Regions from separate parts of the Homo sapiens genome. Here region 1 is linked to region 2. Evidence: chromatin contacts called from ENCODE Hi-C or POLR2A ChIA-PET data. All regions are on one chromosome and are shown on one strand. The core of a region is the stretch at or near the end of the contact, and the rest is flanking DNA. Distances in the headings are between cores, read along the strand shown.

Region 1 (4,842 bases), core at 1,376-3,875, 41 kb after region 2:
GGGCTAGGTGTTAGAACTTCTCATAAAGTGTTCTGATTTATGGACTCCCTGCTCCTTACCATAAAATGAAGAGAAATCCTAAATTTGAAAAAAAAAAAAACCCACAGCCTAGCTAATGAGACTTCACGCTATTTGTTAATTAATAAGCATTTAATAGCATGAAGATCAGAATAACTCCAGTTTGCAAAATGTACTTACCATTTTGGAAACATCAGCAACTGAAAAGTGGGTTACATGATACAATGAGTGTAGTTGCCTTTCTCCAGACCTGTTCTGTTTCCTTGCCCTCTCTGGCCTCTTTCTGGCTCCATTTACCTTTTCCACTAGTTTACCAGATGATTCATCAACTTTCTGGCATTTTCCACTTACCATCTGTGTCCAGCATCCTGGTAAAATCCAATAAACTTTCTAATATCCAGCATCCCATTAACTATATCCTTGTATATAGCAAATTCACTGGGAGTGGATAGTCATATGATGGCCTCAAGGCAAAGGGCTCTACCACTTTTTGAATACCCACTGTGTGCCAAGTTCTGTGCTGGTTGCATCAACTAAATCATCTCACTTAAAGCTAAAGTATTAAAGATCCTAAAAAGCCATTTTACAGAAAGATTAGATTATTTTCAATTTATTATTCAGAATAAATATATCTTTTTTCTTTAACTTCTCAAATAGTTATTGAATTGTATTGGTTTAAATTAAATGCGTCATGTGTATATATAGTATTAATTCAAGAGATACAAAAGGAAATTGAGTGAAAAATAAGTCTGCCTCCTTCCCATCACTCTCATGTCTCTACCTAGAGGCAATTATTGTCAACAGTTTTTGATGTGTCTTTCAAAAAATAGTCCATTAAGCCTGGTGTACTAGATCTCTTTTAAAAGTTTACAACCTGTTACAGAATATATATAAATGTTCAATTACTAGTAACACCTTATTACATATACAGATTACAACTTAGAAATATATTTTCATGACCATTATGTCATTTGATTCTCCCTACAATCCTATGAACAAGGCAGGGGAGACATTGTTGTTACCACCTTACACATGAAGAAACCAATGCTCAAAAATGTAAAATGATCTGCCCACGTGTATATAGTTAGTGAGAGTCCCAGTTCTAGAACAATAACTAGTCTAATGCTCTTTCCGTGACATCACGGAAAAGGTAGCCCAAGGATTAGAGATCAAAAAACATTAGCCTTCCTCGATCAGTCAAAGTACTCTTTCTGTATAGTGTCAATTAACAGAGAATTTACTATGTTCAATATGGTACCAAGAGGGCATTATTCCATGTAAATAATATAGCATATAAAAACTCAATATTCTGGCTTTGCAACTGTGGTCATTAAGCTGTAACCAAACATTTCAATGAAACAAGGGCTTGAGTTCCTGTTAATGGAGATGTTTGGCCCTTCTCTTGAGATAGCCCTTGGTGATCAGAACCTACACATTGCTAGAGAAGGGTTGGGGCATTTGTGAATCTGGTCTATTAAACAAAAAAGACCAAGCAGGAAGCAATTCTATTCTTTCTTAGAACTGCCCAGTGAACTTGTTTCCTTATTTGGTGATAAAATCCTAGGTTGATCTAACATTTATGCCACCTTTCAGTTACTAACAAATACTTTGTGTTTTGAGATCTTGAAGGTCCAGTTCAGTCTAACATCAAAGCTTCCTGTGTCCCCAGCCCAGACCTGCCTCAGCAGGGTGTGGAGGGGAAGCAGTGCATGGCCAGGTGGCAGGGAGCTGCAGGGTAGCAGCAAGGTGTGCCAGGGCATGACAGCCAAACTTACCTTTCTGCTACTCTTCTTTGGCTCTTCTGCTGCCTTTGGGTCCTCCCACATCAGAACAGCAGTAGGGAGGAAAGGCAAGGTTGTGATTTGGTAGCATTATCTGGCATAGACGTTGTCTGAAGGCCGATGATTTTCTCAAGTGGAATCTTCGGAGTTTTTCCGAAACACCTCCACTAGGGAGCTGCCATTGTAGCTTCCTAACACACGTCTCCTCCAGCTATGACTTCCCCTCCTCCATCTCCGACTTCTTCCTGCTGGGGTTCCTTGTGTCTCCTGTTGGTTCCTCCTTTTGAGTGGAGCCCCATTCTCGGCTGATAGCCCAGTTCCGTTCCCTGAGTCCTCCAGGGCAACATCCCCTTTGCTGCGCCATCGGCGGAAGTGCGACTTCTCCAGCTCTCGCCCCCTTTCTCCTTTAGCTGCCACCGGCTGCTCTGTCTAGCTTCTCACCTGCTGGCTTTTCAGGTACTAATCTCTATGTGGTAGGCTGAATAAGGCCCCCACCAAAGATGTCCTTTTCCTAATCCCCAGAACCTGTGAATAGCTTACATTACACGGCAACAGGGACTTTGCAGATGTGGTTAAGGTAACAGATTTTTAGATGAGGGGATTATCCTGGATTATCGGGTAGGCTCAAAATAATTACATGATCCTTTAAAAGCAGAGAACATTTCCCGACGAAAGTCAGAGAGATGAGGCCTCGTGAGAAGGATTCCACACACTCACACTCTCGCTGGCTCTGAGATGTAGGTGCCCTTGTGCAAGAATCAGAGAGAGGCTGCAAGGAGCCAGTGGCAGTTCCCGCCGACAGCCCGCAGGGAAGCAGGGACCTCAGTCCATCAGGCAAATTGAACTGAATTCCGCCAACAAGGCGCAGAGGCCTGGAAACAGATGCTTCATTAGAGCCTCTAGGAGGGAGTACAGCCTGGCCAACACCTTGATTTCAGCCCTGTGAGGCTTGAAGCCCACACACCAGCCGCGCCCACTGGACTTCTAACCTACAGAACTGTGAGGTAGTAATTTTGCTATTTTTAAGCTGTTAAATGTGTGCTAATTTGTTTCAGCAGCAATAGACACTAATACATTCTATGTTCCCCAAAGCCTAGGGGTCCTAGGTCAGCTCTCCAAGTAATTCTCTGAAGGCCCCCTCTTATTTGCGTAAGATGAGGGGAAAACACATGAGAAGGGAGGAGGAAGCATTTTAGCAGCCTGAAAGCTCTGTCTCATGAAATCCTTGCCGTCCTCATTAATTTACAAGTCTCCCCTTGCGTAGCTAAGATTTGAGCGATGGTTTCAGGGTTATTGGACCATTTTTTTGGTCACTCCTTAGCAGATGACATCTCCTGAGAATAGATGAGCATTTTTAACAATATTTTTTTTTCTCAGCTCAAAGATGTCAGCTAGCACTGAGAAAACAGGAAAAGTCTCATTTTAATATCCTGTTACTTAAAGGTATTCACAGAATGGCTTACCGTTTTAGGTTTAACATTCTAATGATATGCCAGATGGACTGGGGTTGCTCGGAAAAAGCTGGGTGACAGGAGAAGGAGTTGAGATCCCAGAAAGAGAATTCACCACTAGGGTGGGAAGACAGACAGGTCAGAAAATAGCCACGTTGCCCAAGACCGGAATTAATGTGGATGAAACAACGCTTCTAGCCCTAGACCTCAGGCATGGCGGGATCCAAGGCAGAGGTGAGAAGGGAGTTTGTGTTCAGTGGCTCACCAGTAAGCAGGACTCTTATGCCTTCCTACAATGATCCTGCAAGAATGGAATAAACTGAGACTACATAGCTTGAGTATGTGCAATAGTTGACCACTTCCTTTCTGTGTTTTGTGGTTTCACAACTTGAGTTTCCAACAGAGCATGGGAGTGAGGGGAGTCAGAGACAGAGCAGCAGTTCTGTAACACAGCCGACAGTCTTCATGAGGGTAGGGGCAAGGCCCTACTGCCCGGTCCGGGAGGCCACATGCGGGCAGAGTCTGGGTCGTTTTCACATCTGCGGAATGATGTGTGTCTGAGGAGGGAGGCAGGTGGGAGACAACTTCCTTACAGTCCCCATCCCGTGTTGCTGCCTTTAATGAGCTTTTAGGAGGCATGATTTCATAGCCTAGTTTATTTTATAATCAAGCCCAGCTTCCTCTGTTAGACCAATCAGTACCTATTAACTGAATGCCTACCGTATGCAGGCTTATGACGCCAGGAACAAATACGTCCATGATGCTGTTGCTGTTTAGGAATTGTAAGATCATGGATAGAACCCCTTTCCTGTCAAGAGCTCACTTTTTCCATAGAGTGAAGGGCAGCTGTAAGGTTATTTCTAGAATTCTATTTTCCTTCCCTTCTCATTTCAGGAAGAAGAAGATGAACATAAAATACAAAGAAAAAGATTAATATAAAGTATAAAGATAGCTATAGAGAAGTCTTCTTCCTGGGTTGTTTGACTCGAAATTAGGGTCCTTCTATGCATATTTTGTGTTTCTCATGTAATTATCTATAATGGGTAGCCAAGAAATGTGTGTTAGCCCATATCTCCAGTACCTAATGCCATTCCTAAAATGCAATATAGTGCTCAGTAAATAATTGTTGAATCAATGAATATAAAAAATGCAAAGCAAGCATTTGAGATATTATGCTACATTTCTTTCAGCTTCAACTCCTGGCTAATGAGTGAAGAAGGTCACTGTAGGAGTGTGAGGACCATCAGGAGCTTCATATTTCAATAACCAGTGCCAAATTCTGAATGCCAGATGGGATGAGATGGGATGTTAAACCACTTCTTATTACCACGTTGTTGGCCTCCATTGCCTTCGTATTGGTCTCCAATTGCATGGTCTCTGTGGATCTCTGACTTCTTATTACCTCCGATTGGAACGCGCCACAAATCATCCTGCTTTCTTTATCCTCTCTCACCTCCAAGTAATCCTGTCATCTTGCTCCAATTAGAGCCGCTTCCATTAAGAAGATCGTGACAAATTCCCTACCCCTGTTTGCTCTTCAGGAAAATTATCCCCTGGAAAAGTGGATGTTATAGTCGCTTTTCAGAATGTAT
Region 2 (4,883 bases), core at 345-2,844:
CTCTTTCCTGGAGGCCACTCCTCAGCAGCTGGTTAGCCCTGGAAAGTTCTCAAGGAGCCCCTGCACTTTTGCTAACATCACATTGCTTATTTGAAGAGCTGTGGATATGCCTGAAAAAGATATAACAAATTCCTATTTTATAATCACATTTAGAAAGAGAAACATTTCCATATTCTATCCCCTACCCATCCACTCAGCCTGTGATCAAGTTCAGCCTGAAAGATGGAGGTTTAGAGGAAAATAGAAATCGATTGCAGTAACAAGCATGACGAATAGTGTGCCAGGAGAAACAAACCTAGACTGAAGGTGTGAGCGCTCGAGTTTACAAAGTCAAGTTTTGCATTGGTTTGGCTGGTGGGGAAACTCTAGAATGCCATGCAGCAGAAATGAAAAAGTAACATCTCAGAATCTCTGATCATTTTGGATGTCTATCAATAAACCTAGCATGGCAGATTAGCAGAGAATAAGTCAAGAAGAATTATGACCAGAGAAGATTAATTGAAGTCAAGGTTCCTATGACTAAATTTGTTTATATCTGGGTGCTGAGTTAGAAGCCCAACTAGTTCGTCTGCCTCACTTTTGTGTTGCTAATTTCTTTAAAAAAACAACAACAACAAAAGATCATCATTGCAGATGGGAGGCAGGACTAGATTGCAGCTCTGACTCAGATGGACAGAGCAGTGTGCAGAGGCTTGCATCATGAATTTTAGCTCCAGAATGACAAGAATAAACCAGAAATCCTGAGAGGATCCACAGACCCTCTGAAAGAAGCGGACTGCTCCTGCAGGACCTGGAAGACACTGTAAATACTGTGAGTGCCCAAACTGCAGAAGTGGGAAAGGGAAACCCTCCGCTCCTGAACACACACCCTCACTGGAGTAAATAAAAGAAGGCTTAATTTGCGGGAGAAGTTTCCAACCTTACCTGGAGCTCAGCCAATTTAGAGAGCCCAGCAAAATACAGGGGTAGAGGAAGCAGCGGGAAAGGCCCCAGGAGCTCGCTGGGTCCCCAAGCAGGCTATTCCTGCCTGGCATGACAGGGATCCTTCGGGAGGGCAGCCAGAGGTATGGGGGAAAACACCACAGGAAGAAGGAAGTCTCCAGCTGAAATTTGAAAAAATTTGAACCCAGAAAGAAGCTTCCTGGCCGGAAATCAGGGGAGGGTGCAAATCTGGTGTGTAGACTCCACAGGCAGGGGAAGAACAAAAGCTGTGTTCTTTCACAGCTGGGAGGCAGGTAGCCTGGGGCAAGTTCTCAAGCCCTGCTCGGCCCACTGCCTGGAAACAGCCTCAGGGTTGTTAGCGGGTCACAGTGAGAGGGAGACCGGCCCTCTGAATTGTGTGGGAGCTGAATGAGGCCTGTGACTGTCGGCTTTCCCCCACTTCCCTGACAACCTGCATGACTCAGCAGAGGCAGCCATAATCTTTCTAGGTACACAACTCCATTGACCTGGGAACCTCACCCTCATCTCCCACAGCAGCCACAGCAAGACCCATCGAAGGAGAGTCTGAGCTCAGACATGCCTAGTCCTGCCCCTACCTGATGGGCCTTCCCTATTCACTCTGGCAGCTGAAGACAAAGGGCGTATACTCTTGGGAGTTCTAGGGCCCCGCCCACCACCTGTTTCTCTCCATACTACCACAGCTGATGCTCTCTGGAAAGTGCCACCTCCTGGCAGGAGGCCAACCAGCACAAAAATAGAACATTAAACCACCAAAAAGCTAAGAACCCTCACAGAGTCCATTTCACCCCCCTGCAACCTCCACCAGAACAGGTGCTGGTATCCGTGGCTGAGAGACCCATAGACAGTTCACATCACAGGACTCTGTGCAGACAACCCCCAGTACCAGCCTGGAGGTGGGGAGACTTGCTGGGTGGCTAGACCCAGAAGAGAGATAACAATCATTGCAGCTTGGCTCACAAAAAGCCACATCCATAGGAAAAGGGGGAGAGTACTGCATCAAGGGAACACCCCATGGGACAAAAGAATCTGAACAACAGCCTTCAGCCCTAGACCTTGCCTCTGACGGAGCCTACCTAAATGAAAAGGAAGCAGAAAAACAACACTGGTAATATGGCAAAACAAAGTACAAAGTTCTTTAATACCGTGCCCCCCCCCTCAAAAAAAAATCACATTAGCTCACCAGCAATGGATACAAACCAAGAAGAAATCCCTGATTTACCTGGAAAAGAATTCAGGAGGTTAGTTATTAAGCTAATTGGGGAGGCACCAGAGAAAGGCGAAGCCCAATGCAAGGACATCTGAAAAGTGATACAAGAAGTGAAGGGAGAAATATTAAAGGAAATAGATAGCATAAAAAAAAGCAATAAAAACTTCAGGAAACATTGGACACATTTATAGAAATACAAAATGTTCTGGAAAGTCTCAGCAATAGAATTGAACAAGTAGAAGAACGAAATTCAGAGCTTAAAGACAAGGTCTTCAAATTAACCCAATATAACAAAGACAAAGAAAAAAGAATAAGAAAATATGAACAAAGCCTCCAAGAAGTCTGGGATTATGTTAAACAACCAAACCTAAGAATAATCGGTGTTCTTGAGGGAGAAGAGAAATCTAAGAGTTTGGAAAACATATTTGGGGGAATAATAGAGTAAAACTTTCCCAGCCTTGCTAGAGACATAGACATTCAAATACAAGAAGCACAAAGAACACCTGGGAAATTCATCACAAAAAGATCATCACCTACACACATTGTCATCAGGGTATCTAAAGTTAAGACGAAGGAAGGAATCTTAAGAGCTATGAGACAAAGGCACCAGTTAACCTATAAAGGAAAACCTATCAGACTAACAGCAGATTTCTCAACAGAAACCTTGCAAGCTAGAAGAGATTGGGGCCCTATCTTCAGCCTCCTCAAGCAAAACAATTTTCAGCCAAGAATTTTGTATCCAGTGAAGATAAGAATCACATATGAAGGAAAGATACAGTCTTTTTCAGACAAACAAATGCTGAGAGAATTCGCCACTACCAAACCACTACAACAAGAACTGCTAAAAGGAGCTCTAAATCTTGAAGCAAATCCTGGAAACACATCAAAACAGAACCTCTTTAAGGTATAAATCACACAGGACCTATAATACAAAAATACAATTTAAAAAGCAAAAACAAAAAAACCAAGGTACACAGCCAACAAATAGCACAATGAATGCAATGGTACTTCATATCTCAATACTAACACTGGATGTTAATGGCTTAAATGCTCCACTTAAAAGATACAGAACTGCAGAATAGATAAGAACTCACTGACCAACTATCTGCTGCTTTCAGGAGACTCACCTAACACATAAGGACTCACATAAACTTAAAGTAAAGGGGTGGAAAAAGGCATTTTATGCAAATGGACACCAAAAGGGAGCAGAGATAGCTATTCTTATTTCAGACAAAACAAACTTTGAAGCAGCAGCAGTTAAAAGAGACAAAGAGGGATATTATATAATGGTAAAAGGCCTTGTCCAACAGGAAAATATCACAATCCTAAACATATATGCATCTAACACTGGAGCTCCCAAATTTATAAAACAATTACTAATAGACCTAAGAAATGAGATAGACAGCAACACAATAATAGTGGGGGACTTCAATACTCCACTGATAGCACTAGACAGGTCGTCAAGACAGAAACTCAACAAGGAAACAATGGATTTAAACTACCTTGGAACAAATGGACTTAACAGATATATACAGAACATTTCATCCAATAATCGCAAATACACATTCTATTTAACAGCATATGGAACCTTCTTTAAGATAGACCATATGATAGGCCATAAAATAAGCTGGAATAAATTTAAGAAAATTGAAATTATATCAAGCACTCTCTCAGACCACAGTGGGAAAAAACTGGAAATCAACTCCAAAAGGAACCTTCAAAACCATGCAAATACATGGAAATTAAATAACCTGCTCCTGAATGAGCACTTGGTCAAAAAACGAAATCAAGATGGAAATTAAAAAATTCTTCAAACTGAACGACAATAATGACACTGAGAGGTGACAGTGTGCTGGCAGCCCTTGCAGCCCTCGCTCGCTCTTGGCACCTCTGCCTGGGCTCCCACTTTGGCGGCACTTGAGGAGCCTTTCAGCCTACCGCTGCACTGTGGGAGCCCCTTTCTGGGATGGTCAAGGCCTGAGCTGGCTCCCTCAGCTTGCAGGGAGGTGTGGAGGGAGAAGCCTGAGTGGGAACTGGGGCTGCGCACGGTGCTTGCGGGCCAGTGCGAGTTCCGGGTGGGCGTGGGCTCGGGGGACTCCACTCAGAGCAGCTGGCCTGCCCTGCTGGCCCCGGGCAATGAGGGGCTTAGCAACCGGGCCAGCGGCTGTGGAGGATGTACTGGGTCCCCCAGCAGAGCCGGCCCACCAGTGCTGTGCTCAATTTCTTGCCAGGCCTTAGCTGCCTTCCCACGGGGCAGGGCTCGGGGCCTGCAGCCCGCCATGCCTGAGCCTCCCACCCCCTCCGTGTGCTCCTGTGCAGCCCGAGCCTCCCCAACGAGCGCCGCCCCCTGCTCCAGGGCGCCCAGTCCCATTGACCACGCAAGGGCTGAGGAGTGCAGGTGCATGGCGTGGGACTGGCAGGCAGCTCCACCTGCAGCCCTGGTGCGGGATCCACTGGGTGAATCCAGCTGGGCTCCTGAGTCTGGTGGGGATGTGGAGAACCTTTATGTCTAGCTAAGGGATTGTAAATACACCAATCGGCACTCTGTATCTAGCTCAAGGTTTGTAAACACACCAATCAGCACTCTGTCTAGCTCAGGGTTTGTGAATGCACCAATCGACACTCTGTATCTAGGTACTGTGGTGGGGACTTGGAGAAACTTTGTGTCAACACTCTTTATGTAGCTAATCTGGTGGGGACGAGGAGAACCTTT

The links. A loop is a pair of places that touch in the nucleus more often than their neighbours do. ChIA-PET counts read pairs that join two places held with the same protein, here RNA polymerase II (POLR2A). Pooled maps may share reads with other maps.
Region 1: a loop to region 2 is called in a map of tibial artery, with 9 times the contacts of the local background. The contact joins two enhancer-like sites. A Hi-C loop is called at or near these places in 3 of 168 maps with a recorded cell type or tissue (B cell, breast epithelium and tibial artery) and 2 of 50 pooled maps. POLR2A ChIA-PET finds 5 or more read pairs at or near these places in 3 of 52 experiments (A673, OCI-LY7 and T-cell).

The regions. Positions count from the first base shown.
Region 1 is chr13:50,712,839-50,717,680 of GRCh38, reverse strand. It overlaps a transcript of DLEU7 not described here. Among named protein-coding and RNA genes, the nearest start is that of DLEU7-AS1, 93 kb to the left of the region's middle. Within about 2 kb of position 2,625, at least 4 of the 41 ENCODE cell types and tissues checked have a DNase peak (open chromatin) inside an H3K27ac peak, as active enhancers do.
Region 2 is chr13:50,752,990-50,757,872 of GRCh38, reverse strand. It overlaps a transcript of DLEU7 not described here. Among named protein-coding and RNA genes, the nearest start is that of DLEU7-AS1, 52 kb to the left of the region's middle. RefSeq lists enhancers at 1,371-1,480, 1,511-1,560, 1,591-1,640. Within about 2 kb of position 1,594, at least 2 of the 41 ENCODE cell types and tissues checked have a DNase peak (open chromatin) inside an H3K27ac peak, as active enhancers do.